2 separate regions of the Homo sapiens genome follow, and region 1 is linked to region 2. Evidence: read pairs that join two places in POLR2A ChIA-PET (ENCODE). Cell type or tissue: Caco-2. All regions are shown on one strand.

Region 1 (5,000 bases), 61 kb before region 2:
GCCACCATGACCCCCTAAGTTTTGTATTTTTAGTAGAGGTGGGGTTTCGCCATGTTGGCCAGGCTGGTCTCGAACTCCTGACCTCAGGTGATCCGCCCGCCTCGGCCTCCCAAAGTGCTGGGATTGCAGGCATGAGCCACCACGCCCAGCCTCACCTTCTCCCATCTAACCCTTGGAGCGCTACCTGATTCCATCATCTTCTCCACCTACCACTCATCCTTTGTCAAGTGTTTTTTTTTTTTTCTTCAACAGATGAGGAGACTGAAGCTCTGGTAGGTTAAGTTGCCCAAGACCACACAGCTGGCCATCAGTACAACTGGGATTTGAACCTAGGTCATCTTGACACCAAAGCACACCCTGTGTTGTCATTTCCACCATCAAAAACTTGGCAGGAGGGTCAAGCACCGTGGCTCATGCCTGTAATTACAGCACTTTGGGAGGCTGGGGTGGGAGGATCACTCCAAGCCAGGAGTTGGAGACCAGTCTGGGCAACATAGCGAGACCCCATCTCTACAAGAAAAAAGGAGCTGGAAGTGGTGGTGCCTGCCTGTAGTCCCAGCTACTTGGGAGGCTGAGATGGGAGGATCACTTGGGTCCAGGAGGTTGAGGTTGCAGTGAGCTGTGATTATACCACTACACTCCAGCCTGTGTAACAGAACAAGACCCTCTCTAAATCTAAAAAAAAAAAAAAGAAAAAAAAAACCCAACAGGAATAAACAGGTGTCTCCCTGTGATGAGGGTACAGGGAAGGTATTTCTCAATAAGATATCATTATTCTTTCATAAATTATTCGAACATTAGGAAGCACCCTTGAATGGGATGATTTTGAAGATTGTATAGGTGGAAACGGTCACACCTTCTCTCCAGACATAATGTTACCATCATGTGGTTAACATGGCAATGGTATGTATGTCAATCAGCAAACTCAATCAGTGATTCACTTGCAAGATTTTATTTTAGTGCGTCAGCAGACGTTTCATTTCATGGAGTCAAGGAGAGGTTGATGCAGGCAGGGCAGGAAATTGCAACACAGGGGCCAGGCGCGGTGGCTCACGCCTGTAATCCCACCACTTCGAAAGGCTGAGGCAGGCAGATCACTTGAGGACAGGAGTTCGAGACCAGCCTGGCCAACATGGCAAAACCCCATCTCTACTAAAAATACAAAAATTAGCCAGGCATGATGGTGCATGCTTGTAATCCCAGCTATTTGGGAGGCTGAGACATGAGAATCGCTTGAACCCAGGAGGCGGAGGTTGTAGTGAGCCAAGATTGTGCCACTGCACCCCAGCCTGGGCGACAGCGTGAGACTCTGTTTCAGGGAAAAACAAAAACAAAAACGAAAATTGCAACACAGGCTGCAAGGGCAAACTGTCAAATGTTTCCTGATTCTCTGGGAAACTGCAAGGTTATTTATCTATCCACTCGCCAAACACAAATGACGAAATAAAAGCATGAGACCCTGGATAATTTACCCATTGCCAGATTACAGGCCAGCACTACCTTATAAAACAGCGTAATTCTGAAAGTGAAGTAGCTGTGTTCTCGATTAAATTGAAAGTAGAAATCAATTGAATTGCATAAGCATAATTCTAGGGGACTTACATAACACATTTTTCTTTTCGAAATCCTTTTACATTTGTTATCTTATCTCTGCACAACCTCCCTACTTTGGACAAACTTTTATTATAGCACTTATCACCCTGTAGTTAATGTTTAGTGTACATGTCTGTCTTCCCATTGGTTTATAACCTTCTTCAGGGCAGAGACCCTGCCGTATTTATGCATCTATAAAGCCCTAGCACTTGGTAAGGTATGAGTTAGGACTTGTTTTGTTAGGAAACTGACAGAAACCCACTGGATGCAGTTTAAGCAACAAGCGAGCTTTGTTTCAAGCAGCTCCAGGGCAGGGATGCAGCCACGTCTAGGATGACTGGGTACCAGGCTCTCTCACATTTCCTCATCTCCCTGCCTGCCTCATTAACACCTCTGCAGAAGTGTCTTTCATTGCTTCCTGGTCCACTGAAAACCTGGCTGCCAACATATCCTGAGTTAACGTGCAACTTGCCCAGCCCTGCATTGACAGCCTCAATCACCGTCTGGGCCCCGACCTCCCCAGTCTCCTCAGGCCTAGGCTCTGATTGTTCCGCCTCAGTGAGGTGTTCACCTCTAGTCCATTCAACGGCCAGAGGGCTGTTCCTATGGTAACCATGTGCCCGGGCAGGAAGGAAGAAGGCACAGTTCCCAGAAAAAAAGGGAGAAGGGGCAGGGCAGCTCAAACAATAAGTGGCTACGTCCGTGTGTATATACTTGGTGCTCTATAAATGCTCACTGTGATCTGCCTTGCTCTGAATGCTGCTGCAATGCCCGCCTTCTTTTAGTTCCGCAAACACACGTGCTCTTTCTGGCCTCAAGGGTTCCCATGTGTGGTTTTCACTTCCCGATGGCTCTTCCCTGTCTGCACCCCTTGGCCTGGCTGATGTCTACTCTTCCTTTGGGTTAGCATCTGGACTTGCCACCTCTTTAGAAGGCCTTTCCTGACCTGTGCCCAGAATACCCTGTACTCGCTTTCTTTCTCTCTTTTTCTTTCTTTCTCTCTCTCTCTCCTTCCTTCCCTCCTTCTTTCTTTCTTTTCTTTTTTTCAGTCTCACTTTGGCTTACTGTGATCTGCCTTGCTGGAGTGCAGTGGCACCATCTCAGCTCACTGCAACCTCCGTCTCCCGGGTTCAAGCGATTCTCCTGCCTCAGCCTCCCAAGTAGCTGGAACTACAGGCATGCACCACCACGCCCGGCTAAGTTTTTATATTTTTTAGTAGAGATGGGGTTTCACCTTGTTGGCGCACCACCATGCCCGGTTAATTTTTGTATTTTTAGTAGAGACAGGGTTTTACCTTGTTGGCCAGGGCAGGTCTCGAACTTCTGACCTTAAATGATCTGCCACCCTTGGCCTCCCAAAGTGCTGGGATTACAGGCATGAGCCAGTGCTTCTGGCCACCCTGTGCTATTTCTTCAAAACCCTCACCACCTTGCAGTTACTTGTTTAATTCCTGCCTGTCAGTTCCAGGGCTGCCAGCAGTCCCTGCAAAGGAATTAGCCGGCAACCTGCCGGGGTGAGGGTGGCGGGGAGTTAATGCGCCATGAAGCAAACCTTTGACTGATGGGAGATGGGGAAAGTGGATACATTCTGGCCCTTTTCATCCTCAATGGACTTTCAAGAGGAGGAGCCTCATAGCCACTATGGTTCCTTCTCTCCTCTCTCCCATGGTCTCTCCTCGGTGCTCTCTGCGATGGCCCTCACTTATAGAGTAGGATCAAACAGGCCTTTACCTCAAGGTTTCTGGGAACCCAAGCCAAGTTACCAACTCTGGCTGGCGTTAAGTAGAAACTTCCGTGTACGAAGCACAGTGCTGAAGCGATGCGTGAGGAGGCCCCTCTGCCCACCTCTGGGCTTTGCTTTCCTCCACATTAGGCAGCCTCTCCCTCCACGGAAGCAGTTTGCCACCAGCAGCTCCGGCTTTTTCCTAAGTGCAAATGATGTTCCTTTCCCATAGTTTCAGCCTAAGTCCTGGGCTCTGCCTCGCAGACTCTGATTGGTCCATAGAGGGACATGTGTTCTCCTTGGACCCAATCGCTGTGGGGGGTGGACACCGACCTTGATCTCCAGGTATGCATTTTTCAAGCGTCAGGAGCAGTGGTACCAGGAATAGGGAGCAGATGAGGCCCAGGAATTGCAAACAGGGTGTGGTATGGGAGAAAGGACCAACACAGAAGATAAGGATCCCTGGGGCCATCTTGGAGGCTGCCTTCCACAGCTCCCCGTTGAGTCCTCTGGGGATCAGCCCTATCTACCTACTTCCTGCAAAACTTTTTCCATGTTGTATTATTGATGCTTTGCCTTATTTCCAGATTGCAAACTCTTTGAGGGCAGCGACTAAATCTTGTTCATCTTTCCTTTCGTTTTTAGCCCCTAGAATTTCTTTCTTTTTCTTTTTTTTTTTTTTAAGACAGAGTCTCACTCTGGCTGGAGTGCAATGGCGTGATCTCGGCTCACCGCAACCTCCTCCTCCCAGGTTCAAGCGATTCTCCTGCCTCAGTCACCCGAGTAGCTGGGATTACAGGCATGTGCCATCACGCCCGGCTAATTTTTTATTTTTAGTAGAGACAGGATTTCTCCATGTTGGTCAGTCTGGTCTCGAACTCCTGACCTCAGGTGATCCGCCCGCCTCGGTCTTCCAAAGTGCTGGAATTACAGGCGTAAGCCACCACGCCTGGGCCAAAATTTCTAATATAGAATATATATTTAATAAATGTCAAAATAGGCTGGGTGCAGTGGCTCACACCTATAATCCCAGCACTTTGGGAGGCCGAGGTGGGAGGATCGCTTGAGTTGAGGAGTTTGAGACCAGCCTGGGCAACAAAGTGAGACCTTATCTCCACAAAAGATTAAAAAATTAGCGGAGCATAGTAGCGTGTGTCTGTGGTCCCAGCTACACAGGAGGCTGAGGCAGGAGGATCGCTTGAGCCCAGGAGGTTGAGATTGAGGCTGCTCTGAGCTATGCTCATGCCACTGCACTCCAGCCTGAGTGACAAAGTGAGACCCTGTCTCAAAAAAAAAAGTTTTAAAAAAATGTCAAATTAAGGCTGAATGCATTCTTGAATGAATATAAATGAATGAATTAGTGACTACCTGGATGGATAGTTCAAAAGACTAGAGTAGATACTGTGAAATATTATATTATTAATTTCCCCCATTTTCTGCAGGCCAGATCCCTAATGAGTTGGTTACTCAGATCTCGCTTCTTTTTTCTCTGATTACTACTTCCCACTTCCCCGCCCCCACACCCTATGGTTATAGAACCCAAGGTCTTGGTCGCCAAATTGGAATAACATCCAGCCCTCTAGTCACAGCTGGTTGGACACTTACCAGGAGGCACCAATGGGCTCCTTCTTAGGGAGTTTGAAGTTGGGACTAAAAGAGGCCAAGCTTTGGTCTGGCTTCTTTT
Region 2 (5,000 bases):
GCTGGTTGCTCTTGGCATTTGAGTCTGAATATCAAAGGCCCTGAAGATTAAAAAGAGAGAATGAAGAATGATGTGCCTGGTGCCTTCTTGGGAAGAGCCCGAGGCCAGCTGTGGAGGGGAGCAAGACTGGTTCTGGGCTGGGCTTCCTGGCCTGGTGCTTTCCTGGGCAGCTGGAAGTGCTTCTGTGGGAGCTGTCTGGCCCTGGCGCCGTTGTTGGCTTCATTATTTTTTGCCTGCAGGGGCCTGAGTATTCTGTACTGACGGGAAAACATTTGTTGGGCTGACGCTGTAATCACACCACAAGGGACACTTGAAATTATATCTGTATTTGGGAAGCTAATTTTAAAGAACTTTTTCTCTTCATAATTATATGCAATCAGCCAGCTAGTGTTATTGGGGATTCTCTTTTTCCCTCTTCAGCTGAGAGGCCATCTGCCTTCCTCTTCCTGCCTTTCCTTCCAGCACACGGTGAGCCATCTCCCTGGGAGAGGGACCACTGGCCCTTGGCTGCCTGCAAGCCCCAGGGAAACCTTTCCATGGTGATTGCGGAGGAAGGGATGAGGAGGAAGAGCAGGGGAGGATGATGGGGGCCTCTGGCTTGGCTACAGGATGAGTCCGTTTTCAAGACTGGAGGCGCAGGTTGGTGATGGAAATGATGGAGTGTAGCGTTTCGATTTGGACATTGAAGCAGCCAGGGCTCTTGTGAATGCAAGTGGCAGAAAATCCAATTCAGATGAGTTTAAGCAAAAAGAAAAAAAAAATACATTTCTTGGCCCAGGTAACCAAACTGGCACAGGAATAGTCTTATCCCTCAGGTCCCCAGACATTCCTCCTGTCCCTGGAGTTTTATTCCTCATCAGGAGGAATTTAGTTCCAGAAAACGCTGGCCAAAAAAAGAAAAGAAAAGCCCCCGTTGCCCACCCCCTGCAAATGGGGCTCATTCCTCTCTATCTTGAGCTCTGATCCTGACAAGTAGGGTTTCTCCAGGATGGTGGCTAGCACACCAGTCAGGGATACGGGCTGGACATTTAGGGTTGGCACGAAGTGGACTCTGTGGATTGTCCTTCACACGGGAGGCATTCAGGTCAGGAGAATATACCATGTGCTGGCCCTTCAGGTCTCGATCTGACCACCCTTTCCAACACCCTGGGTTCCTCTGTGTCCTTCCTCTTGGACCGCCCTCTGAGAGGATGGTGCGAGGAAGAGGCTTCCGTGTTGTGCATGGTAGGCAGGGATGGGGGCGTTCCAGGGGCGGACAGCATGGGCAGGTGGTCAGAAGTGTGAAAGAACCGACCTGTGGGGCACGGCAGGAAGCCCGGTGTGCTAGGAACAGATGGGGCGAGACTTGCTGGGTGAGGAGGTGTGCACCTGCTGCAGAGGCCCAAGTGGTGGGGGTGAGGGAAGCCCAGGGGGTGAGTCTGGGCAGGGGCTGGGGGGTGATGAGCCATGTTTCAGATGCAGAAGGTGCAGAGTGTGTGTGCAGGGACAGCAGGGAGACCGCCTGGTGGCCTGCACCGCAGAGCTGTGTGTCTCAGGGAGTGGGAAGCCCTGCCTGTGCTGGCCTCAGTTCTTCCGCTCTTCTGGAATTCTGCATCCTTCTTTTGACATTTCTCTCTAATGCCCAGGGTCCTGGCTCTTGGCTTTGGCTTGGTGGCAGCTGTGACCCCCTGCATGGGGCTCTGAGGGATTATTCCAGCTGTTTGGGGACTGTAGCCATGGCTCCCAGCTGCAGAGCCTGACAGGCCTGGAGGCCGGCAGGAAGAAGATGGGGGCTGTGCCCGCCTGCCGAGAGCTGGCTCTGAGACTGACTCTTGGCACTGGGGTCCTCTGAGGCCCCAGGCTCATTCTCACCTCCTCCAGAGACCCAGCTGACATACCATTCTCATGAGCTGCAGTCCTGTGACCCAGCTGATTTCTGTCTCATTGGTGGAACCCTTTAGAGGTGGGGTAGGGCTCCTAAAACATTAGCCCTACTGCCTTCCCCACAGATTGGCCTCTCTTCCCTGCCTGTGGGCATCTGGCATCTGCTTGAATCCTTCTTGTCACGGGGTGCTCATCACCTCTTGACTGCCTTCCTATGGAAGCCAGCAACCTCTTCCTATGGTTGAGCTGAAATCTACTTCATAGGAAGGGTTCCTTCTGCCTGGAAGGTTTGATATTGGACAGGACTGTCAACCGTGTGGAGAGGGGAGGAACAGGGTGCTGGCTCCCCCGGCTTCTGGGCTGGATTGACCCAGGGCGTGTCTACCCCACAGCATCCTGACATGCCAGAGGCTGGACCTTAGGAAGTGCCTTCCGGGCCCTTCACTGCAGGCCTGCTCAGGGGCTGCTCCTCAGGTCTTGGGGCCCCTGGGGCAATGGCATCCATCCTTTTGGCCTCCTGGGGTCAAGGTTCTGAGGGAGGATTAGGGCAGCAGGTGGTTGGGTGGAGAGGCAGCTCTGTCCAGAACAACCCTGTTCCAGAAATCCCAGAGCCTCATCCCCAACAGACCCGGTGGGCCCCCCACCATCACACAGGTCCCCTTTCTCCCCAGGAAGTCACACAGTGCTGTGGGATGAGGAGGGTTTCCTGACAGATTTGGGGAGAGCGGGCCTGGGTGGGGAGTAAGGGAGCCTGGGAATTACTGGTATTTGGATGGGTTTAGATTGTGGTTCTGCTTCTTACCTGCTGTGAGTCTTTGGTCAGGATACTGAACTGCTCTGAATTTCCCCACTTGAAAAGAGGTGACAGGCCAGGCGCGGTGGCTCACATCTGTAATCCCAGCACTCTGGGAGGCCAAGGCGGGAGGATTGCTTGAGCCTGGGAGTTTGAGACCAGCAACCTACTGGGCAACATAGTGAGACCCTGTCTCTACAAAAAATAAAAAAAGAGGCCTGGTGCAGAGGCTCATGCCTGTAATCCTAGCACTTTGGGGGGCCAAGGCAGGCAGATCACTTGATGTTGGGAGTTCGAGACCAGCCTGGTCACCATGGCAAAACCCCGTCTCTCCTAAAAACACAAAAATTAACAGAGTATGGTGGCGCACGACTGTAGTCCCAGCTACTTGGGTGGCCAAGTAGCTCCTGCTTGAACGCGGGAGAATTGCTTGAACCCAGGAGGTCAAGGCTGCAATGAGCCGAAATCGTGTCACTGCACTCTAGCCTGGGTGACAGAGGGAGACCCTGTCTCAAAAAAAAAAAAAAAACAAAACAAAACCAAAAAAGAAAAGATGCAACCATTGTACCCACCCAGTGGTTGCTGAGATCCAGTGTGAGGGGGACGAAGTGCCTGGCACTCACAAATCCTGCCCCGCCACTGCCTCGTCTGTCCCTGTTTCTGCCTGGGACAGGGAGAGCAGGCCTGGGTGGGGAACGAGAGAGCTCGGGGATTACTGGTGTTAGCCTCTCATTTATTTGGGTCGTGCTCAGGCCCCTGGAATCCTCTCTGAAACTGGAGAGTCTCTCGGGTAGCCGATGAAGCGCTGCCTGTTTTAGGGTCAGGTGCCTGGGCACCTCTGATGGACCTCAGGATGAGCCCAAGTGTCAGTAATTATCACCCAGCTCCCCGGTTTGCAGCCAAGGCTTCCAGGCCTGGAGCCTTTGGTCTCCAGCACCCAGTTCCCCCACATCCCTTCCCTGGGCTTCTTTCCCGCCATTCCCATCAGGGACCCCTGCGGCCATGCTGGGCTGTACCCAGTGCCCCTTGGGAATCTGCGGGTACCGTGCAAAGCTGTGCTGTGCTCCTCCCCATCAACTCCTCATTGACTGTTGAAGGCCCCTACAAACTCCTGACAGGTCCTCATTCATTCCTGCCTGACACATGAATGCTTCCAGGCGATGTCTGAGAATCCTGGGATGGCAGAGCTGTGGGAGCCTTGGGGTTGTGGTGGGCAAAGTAAGGCCCCTGCCACTCCCCACCAAAGACAGCAGGTTCTAATCCTCAGAGCCTGTGAGTGTGCTGCCTTACATGGTAAAAGGGTATGACATGACTACAGATGGGATTTTTAAATTTTTATTTTTCAGAGATGGGGGTCTCACTGTGTCACCCAGGCTGGAGTGCAGTGGCTATTCACAGGTCTGATCATAACGCACTGCAGCATCAAACTCACGGCCTCAAGTGATCCTCTCGCCTTAGCCTCCCAAGTAGCTGGGATTATAGGCATGTGCCACTGCTCTTGGCTTACAGATGTGAAGGAGTGAGGCATCTTGAAATAGAAAATGTTCCTGCATTACCTGGGTGGGCCTGGTGTAATTACAAGGAGGCAGGAGGGCCAGAGGAGATGTGACAGTGGAAGCAGAGGTTGGGGTGTTGTGGCCACAAGCCAAGGAATGTGGACAGCCTTTAGAACTAGAGAAAGCGGAGGAATCGATTTCTCCCTGGAGCCTCCAAAAGGAAGCCTGCCTCTGACCTCAGAACCCTAAGAGAATAATACATTTGTGTTGTTTTTAGCCACTACTGTTGTGATTTGTTACAGCAGCAATGGGAAGTGAATACAGTTTTCTCCTACCCTGCTCTTCTTAGGGCTTGTGGGTGAATCTGTGACTGAGAAGGGAGGGACTGGGTCAGGGTCAAGGTCAAGGCCAGAGCCCATGTGACCCGACACCTTGGGACTTTCCTTTGACCTGCCATCCCGAAAATATCTGAGGGGCCAGGGAGATACTCCAGTAAGGTGCCTTGTGGTTTAAGTTTTCTGAGATGGGGTCAGGGCTGACTCATGCCTGTGGCTGGGGGGCCCCAGGAAACCCCAGTGCCCATGACCTGGTCTTTGCCTTTGCTTCTCCTGGTGCTTAGCAGGCCTTCTCTAGCGTGCCCTGGCAGCCTCCCTCTCCCTCCCCTCCAGGGCCTGGCTCACACAGCAGCTCTACTGAAACTTCCCTGTGCCTCCTGCTGTCCCCCAGGTGTTTGTGCTATTTAAGGGCCTGTGGCACACCCGCCAGAGGGCATGGCATGTAGCCCACTGGTCTGCCCTGTGGCAGCTAGCATCTCGGGGCAGGGTTTGCGGTCTGGGGTCCCCCTCTGG

What was found. Peaks named below come from ENCODE experiments on the same cell type or tissue, not always from the same donor. Only the 100,000 strongest peaks of a DNase experiment are listed, where the experiment ranks them.
Region 1: POLR2A ChIA-PET joins it to region 2 with 5 read pairs; 2 of 35 experiments call an interaction of 5 or more read pairs at or near these places.

Annotation. Positions count from the first base shown.
Region 1 is chr14:93,147,786-93,152,785 of GRCh38, reverse strand. No RefSeq gene overlaps it. Among named protein-coding and RNA genes, the nearest start is that of ITPK1, 34 kb to the right of the region's middle. In Caco-2, no CTCF peak of the experiment used is centred here; DNase peaks (open chromatin) are centred at 1,045, 1,855 and 1,945; H3K4me3 peaks cover 290 bases.
Region 2 is chr14:93,086,527-93,091,526 of GRCh38, reverse strand. All of the region lies in intron 2 of ITPK1 (inositol-tetrakisphosphate 1-kinase), which reads left to right. Among named protein-coding and RNA genes, the nearest start is that of ITPK1-AS1, 22 kb to the right of the region's middle. RefSeq lists an enhancer at 3,144-3,765. In Caco-2, no CTCF peak of the experiment used is centred here; no DNase peak of the experiment used is centred here.